Linked DNA regions of Mus musculus: all the other regions are linked to region 3. A link is a loop called in an ENCODE intact Hi-C map of the cell type or tissue named here. Cell type or tissue: left cerebral cortex. All regions are shown on one strand.

Evidence for each region. A loop is a pair of places that touch in the nucleus more often than their neighbours do. Peaks named below come from ENCODE experiments on the same cell type or tissue, not always from the same donor. Only the 100,000 strongest peaks of a DNase experiment are listed, where the experiment ranks them.
Region 1: a loop joins it to region 3, with 10 times the contacts of the local background. A loop is called at or near these places in 30 of 42 quality-filtered maps.
Region 2: it touches region 3 in a loop (4-fold over the local background); 19 of 42 quality-filtered maps call a loop at or near these places.

What each region holds. Positions count from the first base shown.
Region 1 is chr19:34,990,384-34,995,383 of GRCm38, forward strand. No RefSeq gene overlaps it. Among named protein-coding and RNA genes, the nearest start is that of Mir1950, 27 kb to the left of the region's middle. In left cerebral cortex, a CTCF peak has its summit at 2,960 (motif pointing right); DNase peaks (open chromatin) are centred at 265, 2,965 and 4,418; H3K4me3 peaks cover 508 bases.
Region 2 is chr19:35,123,289-35,128,288 of GRCm38, forward strand. No RefSeq gene overlaps it. Among named protein-coding and RNA genes, the nearest start is that of Gm31568, 26 kb to the right of the region's middle. In left cerebral cortex, a CTCF peak has its summit at 2,208 (motif pointing right); DNase peaks (open chromatin) are centred at 906, 984, 1,038, 2,292 and 3 more places; H3K4me3 peaks cover 280 bases.
Region 3 is chr19:36,080,007-36,085,006 of GRCm38, forward strand. It overlaps Rpp30 (ribonuclease P/MRP 30 subunit), which reads left to right and starts at 3,710. Exons shown (of 11, transcript NM_019428.3): 1 at 3,710-3,812. The coding sequence starts at 3,731. In left cerebral cortex, CTCF peaks have their summits at 3,085 (motif pointing left) and 3,925; DNase peaks (open chromatin) are centred at 3,061, 3,689 and 4,047; H3K4me3 peaks cover 1,368 bases; H3K27ac peaks cover 428 bases.

The DNA of each region.
Region 1 (5,000 bases), 1.1 Mb before region 3:
AGCCAGGTTGGCTTAGGACACACCATTCTCCTGTCTGTCCTTTCTCAGCTTCCCAAAGGATGTGATTACAGATCTATACCTCGGTAGGATGGCTTCTTAAAACTATATGGAGTTTTCAGATAAACTACATATTGTTACTGATGATGTCTAGTAGACTAAGGGATTTATTGGCACGCCCCCCACCCTGGCCCGTAGCCCCAGTCATGTACATATTGTCTGTAGCACCTTTTGTGCTGTACTAGCAGAACTGAGTGGTTATGATAGAAACCCTATGGTCTGCAAGGCTTAAAATATTTACCATCTGGCCCTATGTAGAAAGTTTGCCAGCCACTGCAACTGACAGTGCAGCAGAGATGCCAGTTGCTAAGTGCAGCTTATCCAGGACAGTGCCAAACATCTTATGTTCATTACCAAGCAGTCTTTCCTGCCATATTTTGGCATTCCGAATTAAAAGGTAGTGTTGACAGTGCTCTTAATATATAGCTTGTGTCCTGTACATCTACTACTTATTTATTTATTTTATTAAACATAAACATGTGGTATTATGTTTAAGAGCAAATTCTGACAAAGCAAGAGAAAGGTCTCAACAATATTTCTTTTAATCTAAAATATCATTAAATTCTGGCTGTTGGTAATACTTGATAATTTGTGAAACTTTACTTTTCATAAAACAGGAAAGCTCTGCCCTAGGGTTTCAGTATTCCAAGTGTGGTGATGGGTCAGCATCAGTATCACTATGCAGTAGTGTGTGTGTGCTTGTGTGTTCATGTGTGTGTGTGCATGCATGTGTGTGTGTGCATGTGTGTGTGTGTGTGTGTGCATGCACGTGTGTGCGTGCATGTGTGTGTGTGTGTGTGTGTGTGTGTGTGTGCAGATATATATGTCCTCCCTAAGGACAGCTCTAGGGAGTTAGTTCTCACCTGCCCCCTTGTGGGATGTGGAACTGGGAGTCATGTCATCAGGCCTAGGACCAAGTGGCTCTTCTAGCTGAGCCATCTCACTGGCCCATCTTGGAGTTTTCAAGAAATAGAGAATTGTGGGCCCTCTCTTAGACTACTTGATAAAAATCTGCTTTTGAACTATATCATTCAGTGAATGACAGGTGAAGTTCAGAGGTGCATAGCTCAAGGATTAATGCTGCCCTACCTAAGGTGAAAATGCAAAGAATACTTGTTTATTATTATTTACAAAATTTGGAGTACCATATTGGTTTAAAAAAATAAAATGTACAAAGTTACCAAAATACAAATATCTTACCCTGGCCCCTGCCCAACCCCAACCCACTCCTCATCTTAAGATAATCACTATTTTGATTTCCGACACCAAGAATGTCTGCAACTGTATGTATTCACTGCCGAACTTCATCTGGGTAAGCCTACATTTGTGATACCCCTGTTCTAAAGAGTTATACCTTTTTGGTTTCATTACAGTATTGCATCATAAGAGCGTATAGCATGATTGATCCATCTTACCACAAGTGGGCATTTAGGCATATATTTTTCCCCACTATTTATAAGCAATGATGCCAAATAAATATTCTCTGCATATGTATAGGAGGACCTAGAAGGTGAAATCGCTGAGGCATAACAGTGCTCAAATTTAACAGCTACCACTGAACACTTTCCCAGGCTGACTGTACCAAATTTCATCCTCACCAGTGGAACATGGGAGTGGCATTTGCTCAGCATGGGGTAGATAGTCTGAAGATGTTTCAGATTATATATTGTGGTTTTTTTATCTGCAGTGCTTTGATCACTGATAGTATTTCATTATTGTGTGTGTGTGCATGCTTTTGTATGTGTGTGTATGTGTATGCGTGGCATGTGTGCGTATGTGTTTGTGTGATATGAGCACATATGAAGGTGGAACCATTTTGTGGATTCAATATCCTCCTTCCACCTTTGCATGGATTTTGACAGTTAAACTCAGGATACCAGGCTTGCCTGGCAAGTGCCTTTACCCACTGACCCATTTTGAGAGCCCCGTGACAGCCTGCCTTTCAAACTCTAATTAATTTAAAAATTATAATTCATTATTATGTGTATGGGATTTTTTCCTCTATGTATGTCTGTGGATCATGTGTGTTCAGTGTCCATGGGGACTAGAAAATGTTGTCTGGTCCACTGAGAATAGTTACATACCATTGTTAACTGCCATCTGGGTGCTGGGAATCAAACCCTGGTTCCCTGGAAAAGGAAGCAGTGCTCTTAGCTGCTGAGCCATCTCCCCAGTCCCCTTATTATCTATTTGAATCTTCTGGACTCTATGTTCTGGATATGAATTCTCCAGCATTTATGTATGTTGTAAAAACAAATCATATATTCCTTTTCACTAATTTCATGACAAATTTTTTTTTTTAGGTTCTCAGAATATTCAGAACTACCTAATGCCAGCTATCTTTTTAATATATAAAATCATATATGTGGTAAAATAAAAATTTTATAGCAGTAATGCATATGTTATGATGAGGACTGAGTCACTAATGATCAAAATTGTCTTGATAATACTGACCATTTTGAATGCAGTTTCATTTGAAATGTCTCCTAGAATATAAAATATAAGTGCTCATGAAACATAAACTATAATGGTCTCTGTGTCTTGGATATGTTTTGCCCTCAATATTATCAACTGTGTGTCTGATACACCAGTATTAAGTATATCTCTAATCAGCTGGAAAAAAGCAAGATGAGAAAGAAGCAGGTTACATAAACCAAGTTTAAAAACTCCATTTTATTACTGTGTGCATATGTGTGTGAGCATAGGGGTCAGAGAAGACTTCTGGGAAGTGATGCTCTCCCTCCACTGTGGGATGTGGAGATAAAACCCAGCTTGTCAGGACAGGATTTTTATTCATCACCTCATCTTGTTGACCCCACAACTCATGTTTTAATCCTGGCCCTTCTCATTGACTGGACCCAGAAGGAGCAAATGACAGTGCAGCCTTAACATCATCCACCAGATGGAGACAAAGCACTGTTTGCTGGACTCTACATTTGCACCAATTCTAATTTATGTAACATACCAACAGGGCAAAAATACGGGAAGGAAGGTAAAACTATCTTCAATACTATTTCTTTCCATACCTGGTAATTCTTGTTACTACTGAGGACTATTCCTGGAACTAATTTTAAAAATTGTTTGGCTAAAATAAGTCTTAGTCACCCGAAAGCCTGTACTGGGATCTATATAAACATCAATTCTCGTTTTAACTTGTTTGGATGAAATAGAACATGGAAACGTGAAGAGTATCATTGCTCATGTATTACGCAATAGTAAACTTGGAAATATGATCACCTCAAGAAATCAGAAGCTAGCAACCAGGATTAGTACAAGTACATTAATTAGCTTAAGACCGTGTTCTTGATGAATATAAGAAGCATGTGTGGGTAACAATGTGGGTCAGTTTTGATCTGAAGTACGGCTGTGATTACCAGTTTCTTGTCTCTTTTGTCCACTTCCAGCATAAAAGTAAAAGCCACAAACGCAAGGCTTGCTTCTCCCCCACTTTGTAAGTGGCCACAGCTAACGCTATGTAGGTGGGGGAAAAAATCACTGTATAAAAATGGCAAAACTTTTCGCACCAGAACTTTTTCTACCTTGCTTCCCTGTCCATTCTTCTTGCTCCATCCCCCTGGGAACATGGGCTTTGGAGGTGCAGCAGCCATCATTATCCCTAAGCTGATAAGCATGAGGATAAAGGTTATTGTAACAGGATAGCATAGAGGCCAGGCAGGGTCCCTCCTTTGTGACCACGTGGAGCAATTCCTATGCCAGGGAGAGACTGTCTAGTTCTGACCTTGTAAGGAAGCAGAAAAGCTTTTGTTAATCAAACTTGTTTAGGGATAAATTATTTCCTGGTCTACCTATCATTTGAGAGTTACTACTGTAAATATGTTTGTAATGTTGAGTTTAGATGTTGGCCTTTGTAGCCAAACAAACCCTTTCGATGAAGCTAAGACTTTGGAAACTCAACATCCTTGCTTATTGCTCTTGTTATTCCTAAACGGCATGAATTAAATGCTTGACAGTAAATATGAGGCTATCTGCCAAATCCTTCTGCCCTATTGACACTTCTGGGCCAAAATGTACATTTTGACATTTCACCTTATTACAGAGAGATTTTGTTGTTGTTGTTTTAACAGAATTGTGCGTGAAAATGGAAGCTGCCCCGTTACCCTCCTTGACACAGCCTTCGATTCTTCAGGGTAGAGAAGTCAGGGCTCATTGATCACTGCTGTTGACAAATGCACATGATAATGAAGAAAAAACTGGAAGTGAAATAGCAACAGGCAATGAAGTGTTGACAAGAGGCTTAGTTTAAAAAACATGCCTAAGTTTTCATCATGCACGATCAAACTCAGGACTGGAGGCAGCACTCCACCAGTTACATCCACAGACCTCTAAAAAAATTCATTTTGTGACAGGTTCTTGCTAAGTAGTTACGTAGGTTGGCTTCAGACTTGAGACCCTCTTAACTCAGTTTCCGTTGTAGCTGGGATTATGGGCACGAGCCACCTCACACAGAGTTCTATGTTTTGAATAAGCAGAATGGTAATTTCTATGAATATTCAACAAACAGAATAGTCAGAATAATAGCTGTTCCCTGGTCCACCTCAGGAGTATTTTATCAAATGCATGAGCTGTTCATAGAACTGGAAATTGAGAACTCGCTTTCAATGGGAGGGATGGAGGGATATATATTCATATATATATATTCACATTAAGAGAGAGAGAGAGAGAGAGACAGACAGATAGACAGCATATGATGTCACAGTGTAAAAAGGAAGGCTGTTTCTGTAATAAAATATAGAAATGTATCCCTAACCCCAGGGGTTCTACCAGATGGGGTTCTGCCCCATGATTGGCCAAGGGGATGATGCTAATGTACTTGAAGAAAGCCAAAGGAATTTGTGTATTTCCTACACATCCCTTTCTGAAGGTGGGTATTTGGAGAAGGGAATTCTGCTTTGTGCATCTGTATGTATATATAACAATGCTTG
Region 2 (5,000 bases), 960 kb before region 3:
ACTGTTGGTGGAGATGGAAACTAGTCCTGTCACCGTGGAAACGAGGGTGGTGTTTCCTCAAAAAATTAAGACAGACAGGGTCTCTGACCCAGATGGGCTCTCTTAGGTATTCATCCAAGCCACTGTGTCGTAGGATTCACACACATTCAAGCTTACTGAAGCCTCGTTCACAGTTTAGCTAAGTTCTGGATGCAGCCTCAGTGTCCTACAGAGGAACAAAGAAAATGAGTTGTAGACAGACAATGACCGTGCTTGTTTCTGACATAGAGAAGAATAATGTTATGTTGTTTTTAGGAAAATGGATGTAAATGTAAATTATTATATTAAAAGTGAGTTAAGCTAGTTTCAGGAAGACAAATATGTTTTCTGTCATTTATGCTTCCCATTTTAAAATAAATACATAAAATCTTGTATGGATAAATGATATGAAAATAGAAGCAAAAGTAAGGAGGGGAAGGATAGGGATTACTCAGAGGGGATGGGTGAGAGAGCATTTCTGTTTTTCTGTTCCTTTTGTGTTTTATTTGCCATACTATTTTTTAAATATCTTAACACATACTAAAAAGACTATTTAAGGCACATTTGAATTATTCATAAGTACCAATGAAAACTTCAATTAGCAATCATTATTAGGTCTGATTCTTCAAAACAATTCAAATATCATGTAGTTTTAGTATTTAAAGTACAAGTAATTTGTTCCAAGTATTATTTTAAAAGTTTGAATGTGGTCTTTAAACCAAACTCCATTGAACAGAAAAGAGTGCGAACAGAACGCCCTGCCCTTTCCTCTGCTGCTCAGGATCTCTGTGTTTGGCTGTGCTCTGTTCTATTGTCCCCTTTCTCAACACAGTCCTTCCTAACGGGCCCTGCTGTGGGCAGTTCCCGCAGTCTCCTCACTCCGTGCGCACATTGCAGGAATGAGCGTTGCTCTTCTTTGTTAGAAAACACTGCATTTCTTCTGCGAGCTCTTTCCAGAGTGTTACTGTGTTATAATCTACATAATTTAACTTTTCTGTGCCTTTCTGCTCTATTTTAAGCTCCTTACAGGAAAGGATGGTGTGTCTAGTGCTCTACTGCATTCCTAGTACCCAGTATAGAACATAGCACATTAGAGTTCAGTAACTCTCTCTCTCTCTCTCTCTCTCTCTCTCTCTCTCTCTCTCTGTGTGTGTGTGTGTGTGTGTGTGTGTGTGTACATGCACTTCCTGTGTATGTCTTTGGATAGGCAAGGGTGATGTTGAGTGTCTTTCTTGAATATTTTCTCTCTTACTTTAAAAAATATTTATTTGTGTTTTTAATTATACGTGTGTACGGGCATGCACATGTGCGTGCAGGTGCCAATGAGGCCGGAGACCTGCTGGAGTCTTTAGTTGCAGTTTATTTGTACTGTGTGGGTGCTTAGAATCCAAATCCAGACTTCTATGAGAGCAGTTCCTCACTCTTGAGGTCTCAGCCATCTGTCTATCCCCCTCTATCTGTCTTTTGAGACAAGGTCTATCATTGAGCCTGAAGCTTGCCTCTTTGAATACATTGGCATGCCTGGAAAGCTCTTGGGATCTTCCAGCCTCCACCTCCCCAGTGTTGGGATTTCAGACGAATACGCAGTAGCTTGAGTGTAGTGCATCTGAGCTCAGGTGCTGATGACTGCGCCAAGCACCTTGATGACAGAGCAATCTTCCAAGCTTAGCTTGTTGTATGAACGAATGAACCCATTCTGTTTCAGAGATGCCAGATGTGTTTTCTTTTTTTTAATTACTACACAATTGAAAATCAGTTGGGAGAGGATTAGAATGTGTTGTGGGTTATTTCCTATGTGGAAAAGTGCAGGTTGTGATTTCCTTTAAATGCTAACATTTGGGGGTGAATTTGCTTCAGTTTATCGACCGTGTTCTTTTAGTCTAAGCTGACGTTTTTTGCAACCATCGACAGCGTTCAATAAATGCAGTAGACTTGACTATGAATCTATGTAGCTAGCTATGTAGATGTGTAAAGATGACATGCTAACTAACCTGTAAAGTCCTCTTTTGTTCATCCACGGAATGGGGATGGTCAAGAGAATAAATTAGATAGTACACATACAGTTTTGAGCACAGAGTCAAGGAACACTGTAGACATCCAGTAAGTCTTAGCAGTTATTGTCAGTATTACTAATGTCTTCATTTCTAAAGTTGCTTCCAATTTTCTGATACTAATTTTCCTCAATGGCCACTAGGTGGCAATACGGTTAGTTGAAAATACACCGTGAGGGCTTTTCTTTCTACCAGTAAAAAAATCTGTGATGACAGGTAATTTCAAGCACTTTGTCTTAAGCTGCGACTTAATGGCTAAGAGGTTTGCATTATTTTGTATTGAAAAATGCTGGAACAGATCCTATTTGGTTCAGCTATATTTCCATTAAGTTCCCTCCTCCTTTTGCTCTTCCTCTAAATGGGAAAATATTGCTGAGTGTTCTGGATGGCACCGTTAACTCTACAGCCACACGAGCCACCCAAAGCTTGCAAAACACTGGGAAGGATGTCAGTTCTGTATCTCCAGTCTACTGTACTGAAGGGATCACCAGGCCAAACTCCACAGTGACTCAGAGGCAAGGCCATTGGACTGCCTTAGATGGAAGCTAAAGACAATTAGATAGTTCTCAGTGTGAAATGGATAAATTCATAAAGAGCCCGGTGCACCAACAGGAAACTGTTCCCCACCATGCTTAGAGATGCTGCATTGAGGGAAAGAGGCTGTTGTGACATCTGTGGAATGCAATAAATAAACAACAAAATACAAATATAAATACTGTCCTTATTGACAGCGCGATAGATGTGAAAATTATGTCTTACCTTGTAGGTTATCAAGGTATTATTTCATGACTGTTATCAAAGATGTGTGAAAGATCTATTAGAAAAGAATAACTTAGCTGTTAAGGAAATTTGGAGGGGTTGAGTGTCTTAATATAGGATGAGTTGTCAAATTCACCCCATTATACTTTAACCATGGACTCTACAAAGGAAACAAACGTTTCCTGCAGATGGCTAAACTAGCTATGGTATCCACAATGTGGTATATACTCAACAAATGTTGGTTATACAATGATAAAATATCCAATAAATTATAGCAAGTAAATGGATCCTGCTGGGAGTCATTGAAAGGAATTTGCAACTAGCATACCGTGTTCTGCTCATATGAGGATCTTATCTGTGCCAAACACATGAAGATGTGAAATTCAAATAAAAATATCGAAAGAAGTAAAAGAAAAAGTCAAGTTTAAAAATAAAGCAGAGACTTCTACGAGTCAGAAATGAAACATTGGAATCTGGGGAGACTGTCTGCCTTCCTTCGTGGGAGTAAAGATGGGTCCTGCTCCTATGACAACCGAAGTAAACAGAACCCTGTGAAGTGCAGCTTTGGGCCCTGGCCTGCTGCTCGCCCTTAACCCCGATCTTTTCCAGAATGAGTAAGAAGCCTACTACAGTCGACATGCATAGCTGTTTTCCTCCTAAGTGCAGGGAATTGCGTTTCATTTTCTTTATTTTACAAAGCATATTGAAAAGGGAACTAACTATTACTCACGGAAATGATTCAGATAGGGCAAGCTCCCAGACACTATGAGAAAAAAAAAATAATCCCCAAATCTAGGCTAGAAATAAGTTAAAAATAACCAAGAGCTGTGGGAGACACTTGCCGCTGTTGGTGTCTGACCTATGAAACAAAACCGAAACCACGAGTTTGCTTGAGGTGCGTGGAATCAAAGTGACGGGAACCAATTACCTGGTTAAGGGTTTTATAAAGTTTTGAAAGTTCTTCTCTAAACAGTCAGACAACAAATGTTTTAGGTTTTGTGAGCCATATAGCCCTTCTTCAAACTATAGTGACAAAGCAGCCATAGCTCTGCCTCTGTAGAAATAAACCATGTCCCTTTGTCTTAGTGAAATCTTACCCCCTCAACGAGATTCATAGAATGAGCTGTAGTCTACTAGTTCTGTCCTGTAAGTCGGCTTTTCCCATGATGAGGATAGATGATGCCAGCTTTCCTACATTCTTGAGCTGGGGCTCTTTTCCCAGTAAACAGACACCGTGATTAGCCTTTTATAAGCCTCTATGCTGGCCAACTTTATGAAGAATACTTCTTTTCCTTAGATATATCAGCTCCTCGAATTAGTCTGGAGCCAGGTGCTGTGGGCTTTGTCGAGTTTCTATTTTCTTAAGGTGACTCTGCATATCTCTGTTTCAGTTCAGTGAGAGTTTATTACCCTGACTACATTAATTTCCCAGTAACGTGCTGGCATGTAGCCCCTTACTTCCAAGTTTTCTAGAGATTTTTTTCCATTTTAGATTGTATGCCATTCCTCATGTTGTGGTTCAAGCAAAGCAGTGTAGCAATTGGTGTTTGAGTTGCTTATCTTTCCCAGTTAATAATTCCAGGTAAATTGGTCAGGCAAACGTTATATGCCCCAGTACAGGGGAATGCCAGGGCCAAAAAATGGGAATGGGTGGGTAGGGGAGTGGGGGGGGGACTTTTGGGATAGCATTGGAAATGTAATTGAAGAAAATACGTAATAAAAAAAATAAAAAAAATAAAACACTAACAGCAACATAAAAAAAAAATAACTCCAGGTAAATAATTTCTACTTTTTAGTGGAGTGGAGCCTTACTTGCATGCATCTGTAATACAGATATACCTTCAACTGACTGCAACTTTAAAACAAATTCACATTTAAAACCTGCCCCCCCCCCAAACCAGCCCCCAGGAACTGGTTCAGTTTCTGCTCTGACTGGTGGCTGACTGAGTCTTGTATGACATCGTTACCTCATCCCTTTTCTGTGGGAGCGATCATTTCCTGACTCAAAGAATATGGTGGTTGAATTTAGTGACCGGCATCTGAATGTGGGAACAAGTCTGAGCCCAACTGAGTCATGATATGAATTTCAACAAGCTCTCTACATGATTCATCATTGTTCAAGTTTGAAAGTACTTTCTCTGGCATGTATTGTTCCTTAATACTATTTTTTTT
Region 3 (5,000 bases):
TCCCTTGCAGGCAGCTGTGGTGTTTACAGCTTGCCTTCTTTGGGGTTCTCCTTTTAAATTCTAATAAATTGTGCTGAGTTTCTGCTTTCTTTGTTCTCCAGCCTATCCGTGTCTGTTCTTAATTTTTTTTATTAATGAAACTAAGAACCCCAAAAGAGGACCCTCAAATCATAAAAGGGGACTCTTGCTCTGCTGAGACTCCCCAGTATTTCTTTCCTGTTCCCCCTCAACACACAAATTTAGACATATTTGGAGATGCTAAGATATCAAAGGCTACTTTGGATGCAAAAGCCCCATCTTCTAAGTGTCTAAAGTGAGGTTATGACTGCCTCAAGGCATGGTTGAGGGGAAGGTTTTTATTATAGATATGAGAAAGAGAAAAGTTAGAGGCATCTGGAAGAGTCTAGAGCAGGAAAAGAAAGTAGATTAAACATGGCTAGAAAACTGAACTGGACCAGGAGAAGAGGAAACAGGGATTGAGTGAGAGAGAAGAGAGCAAAGAAGAGAAAGGGCCAAAATGACCAAGAGAGCAAAGAGAATGTGTATGGCCAAAATGGCAAGGTTATATGGGAATAAGAAGCTGGTGGAAGAGTGTTATGGGTCTGGGGTTGCTCAGAGATTCACCATGACCATGAATAAATTTTAACAAATGAGAGGCTTTATTGTATACTGGTGCCTGGTCTACACGAGGATTCTCAAAATGCAGCACTTATCCGTATTTACCCTGGGTTTATAATGGCAGAAGCCATGAGGCTTTAGGGGTGTGGAACTACTTCTCATCCTGCATGCCTTTTACAATAGACACCCTGTAGATGCCTCAGCCATCTCCGGCAAGCAAGCAGTTCTAACAGAAGCATCACTGGGATTAGTTCCCAGGACCCACTGTCTTTCAAGAACAACAGAGGCAGTAGAATTTACAAGGATAGGCAGTTTCTTAAGATTTGCTCAACTATCCCATTCTGCAAAGTTATCTATCTTGGGCAAGTTCACCAACAGGAAACATTTCACAAACGAACACATTACAAGTTGAAGTGATTTCCTCATGGATTCTTTCAATACAATGGTGTTGAAGTTTTGAACTTGTTATTCTCTATCATAGAGAAGCCCATGAGCTGGAACAGTTTAGGGTATGGGTCAGGGTAAGGAGAGGAGGATGCCAGCCAGCATGAACTCTGTAACAAGTACTTGAGATACTGAGAGAACCTGGAAGCCATCATCATATGCTTTGTGTGCTGATTGGCATCGGAGTTAGACATTTGTTCCCAGTTTCTGATGGACCTGACACTAAGTTCCACTATGGAAGAGAAAATTATTTAGTAGCCATTCTCCTAGAGCCCCAGAAAACAGGAACCACCATCACTATCAACCATCACCCCACTTGCCTGTTAGAATTAAATCAGCAAAACATACAGTTGTGTTCCGTTCAGCAATTTCTAAGGTCTTCTTCAAGTGTTGCATCCTTGAGGCCTCTGCCACCCATTCAGGCCAACATTTGAACTTTTTTCTTTCCCATCCTTTTCTCTCTGCCCAGTCCTGCCTCCTTCCCCTTCCTTCCCGTTCCCTGCTTCCTCTCTCCTTCCTTAACCTCCCTTTTTTCTTTTCCTCTTCTCTCCTCATACCATCCACAACTGTCCTCCCTACTGGCTTTTCTCAGGAGACAACACACTAGGCAGCTCCTGAGCCAAAATGCTTCAATCCACCATTATACTGCTGAAGCATTCACTAGCTCAAATGTCAAAAAGGTAGATGTTGGTTTAAAAAAAATACTTATTTGCTTTGAAAATTAACAAGATGCACACATAAGTACTTGGCAGATGCTCTGCCGCAGTGCAGTGCTCAGTGGTTTTTATCTCTTCATTTCATTTCATTTCTAATCCTTCCTTTCCTCTTCACCTAAGCTCAGTGATTTGTTCTGAAATGCAGCATCATGGTGCAGTGGGAGGGGGTGCCTTAGTGAGCCCTTTTATAGCAAGCCAGGCTTGTACCTGGCTGTTGCTAGGTAACTGTTAGGAGGAGCCTAGAAGAAATGCTAACACTCAGAACAAAGGGAATCTAAAAGGTGAAGACCACAGTAACATCACCATGACTCTTAAAGAATTATGCCCTCTGTAGTCTAACCTTAATATCAAATAACTAAAATTCTTATTTAGGTCCACTACACAATGGCTACTCGACTGACCAATCTAGATTTTGTGATCCTGTATGAAGACATCTCTCTACTACTATAAAAGTTAGAACTAGACATTCTGATGAAAGCAAGGGGTTTGTTTTGTACGGCCTTGGTCTGGTTGCAGACATTATTTTGTTGTTGTTTTGTTCTTGGAAAATATCAAGTATTGGAAACAATCATTTATGAAAATTAACCAAACATAGGTGTGGCAGTGCTCAGCTGTAATCCCAAAACCAAGGATACTGAGGCAAGATGATTGTGGATTTAAGTCCACCCTGGGCTACTAATAATACCACCTCTGCTACTGCCTCCTCCACCTCTTTCTCCTCCTTCTCTTCCTCCTCCTCTCCACCACCACCACCGCCATCATCATCATCTTTCAGAAATTTGTAGGAAATTAGTGATCATTACAGTAGTGTGGTCAGATGGAGAAGACTCCATATTCTTTGTGATTAGTACAGAAATTGAAAATGCTTCTAAACATTTCCATCACTTTGGTATAATCCCAACGGACAAGCTCATGAGAAGTGGACTTTTCTTATTTGAGAGACCAGCAGTTCAGAAGTCCTATTGAGTTGCACGAGGCTGGAGCTGCTTATTAGTAATGCGCAGAAGGGTTCGCATGCTAGGCAACTAAAGACTGAATGGAGAGGGGTAAAGGACTGGCCCTCTACATCAAGTAGATTAAAAATCGTGTTCTATGTTGTTGAATAATTGATCTGTCAATATTAAAGAGTTCATTTTTAAAAGGGTCATTTAAAAGTAGAAACATCAAATGATATGTGTATGTTTCTCATGAAAAACATTGTAAGACATGTTTTCATTTTTGCCCCTCCCAGTCAGTCCTCTGGCTAAAGGATGTGTTGGCGCTAAACCATCAGCTTTGAGAGCACTCTGCCATCTTGTGGTTGTAGTCTGTAACGGATTGTCTTAGCCCAAAGAGTTTAGATAATCTTAGCCACAGACCAAATACTTCAAAAAGGCCACTTTCAAAGAATGGAATGTACTGTGGAAATAGGAAAGAAAAATAACTTCCCATGTATCTTCATTTATTTGTTAGTTTAACTACTTTTGAGACTCTGTATTTCAGACTGGCCTGGTACTCTCGGTATAAAGAAGGTTGGCCTCAAACTCAGAGTTCTCTCTGCCTTCCCGGGTCTGGGATTAAAGGCGTGTATCACCACGCCCGGCTCCCCAGAGCTTTAAACAGGCTTCAAGACCTTAGAAATGTCTGCTTGACATCGGTATGCTCTATGGGTGCCTTTAAAATGAGTCACTTTGCATTGCTGTATGGTAGGAGCATGGGAGATTTGAGCCCCATCAGAGAGTACCAAAACATTCCCATTCAAATTATGAATAAGTAAGGCTATAGGTCCCAACACACTAACTTTGGCTGGATTCTAGGGAATAGGAAAGTCTCTGCAAGACGACCCAAGACGACTGAGAAAGAAAAACTACAAATCCCAGAAAGCTCAAGGAACAACCTAAAACTCCCAGCATGCCTGAGGGACAACACGGCGGCTGCGCAGACTGGCGCGCGGGTGCTCCTGGGATGTCAGCATGGCGGCGTTCGCAGATTTGGATTTAAGAGCGGGCTCAGACCTGAAGGCTCTGCGCGGACTCGTGGAGACTGCTGCTCACCGTGAGTCTACTGGCTTGGCTCTGTCCCCCACACCATCCAGCTTTGTTTGGTAGTTTTTTCAGGCCCCATTCCGGTCTCTCGTGTGATCTGCCTGACGTCCCTAAAGGCAGAGAATAGCTGCAGTATCACCCGGATCCCCTGGGTGAGAAACTCGGGCTCTTGACAAAGCTGTTGTTGTTTGTGTTTGCCCAGTCATTCGTGCAGAGGGAGAGAACGGAGGCCTAAGGGGTCGAGGCATTGGCATGGAGCCTGCGAGCTGATGAATGATAGGAACAGGGACTGGTCCCCTCAGCCAGTGCTTTTGGTATCAGCCCCTTTTGAGTCACACGGCATCTGTCAAATACAGAAAGCTGGGTCTCGGGCAGGAACTGCTGTGGGAGCTTAGAGAATGGGAAGGGCGTTACCTTATTTCTCTCGAGCATCTCAAGTGCCTTAAGGATGAACGTTGATCATGTGAGCTCTCACCTGGCATAGGGCCTGCCAAATAATAGATTCTCAAATCCCTTCGAGAGGAAGGAAAGTAGGGCGTTATTGGGCTGACTGGGAAGACGAAGGGCCGCTATTTTATCATTACCATGCATTATTCTTTTAATATTAATACACTATTATCCTGTCAGTATTTTAGGCAACTTAAAGACAAGAGTCGTGATTTAAATGTATTGGGGACAGGGCACTTGTCTGTTGTGATGGTAAGACAAGCCTGTAGTGTCCCTCGTCTGTTATTGTAGAGTACCTCAAAAGAGATGTGAGGGAGTCATCACTCCATTGCTCCGTAGGAAAGGGAGCAAATGTGAGGGGGATCGCAGAAGAAAGAAATGATAACAAAGGTGACAGAAAGACATAAAACTTGAGTCTTTAGCATTGTGTTAATATGAACCACAGCCTAAATATGTGCCTGGCTTCTAAATGTGGCAGCTAAATATGTGCACTCTTCTAAAATACTGGTGCTGTTTCACTTCATTTTCATGACACTTGAAAGTCCTGTCTGCTGTTAACATCATGGGACAGGTGAAGAACCTGAAACTTCACCTTAAGTCACAATAAACAGTAGGGCTCAGGATCTGCCTCCTACCCCACCCCCTTATTTTCCAGGTCTCGGAATTGAATCCAGGACTCTGTGTATGCCTAGCAAGCATCCTGACACTTAGCTACATCCCTATTGTCATGCCAGACTCTTGAATCTCTTAT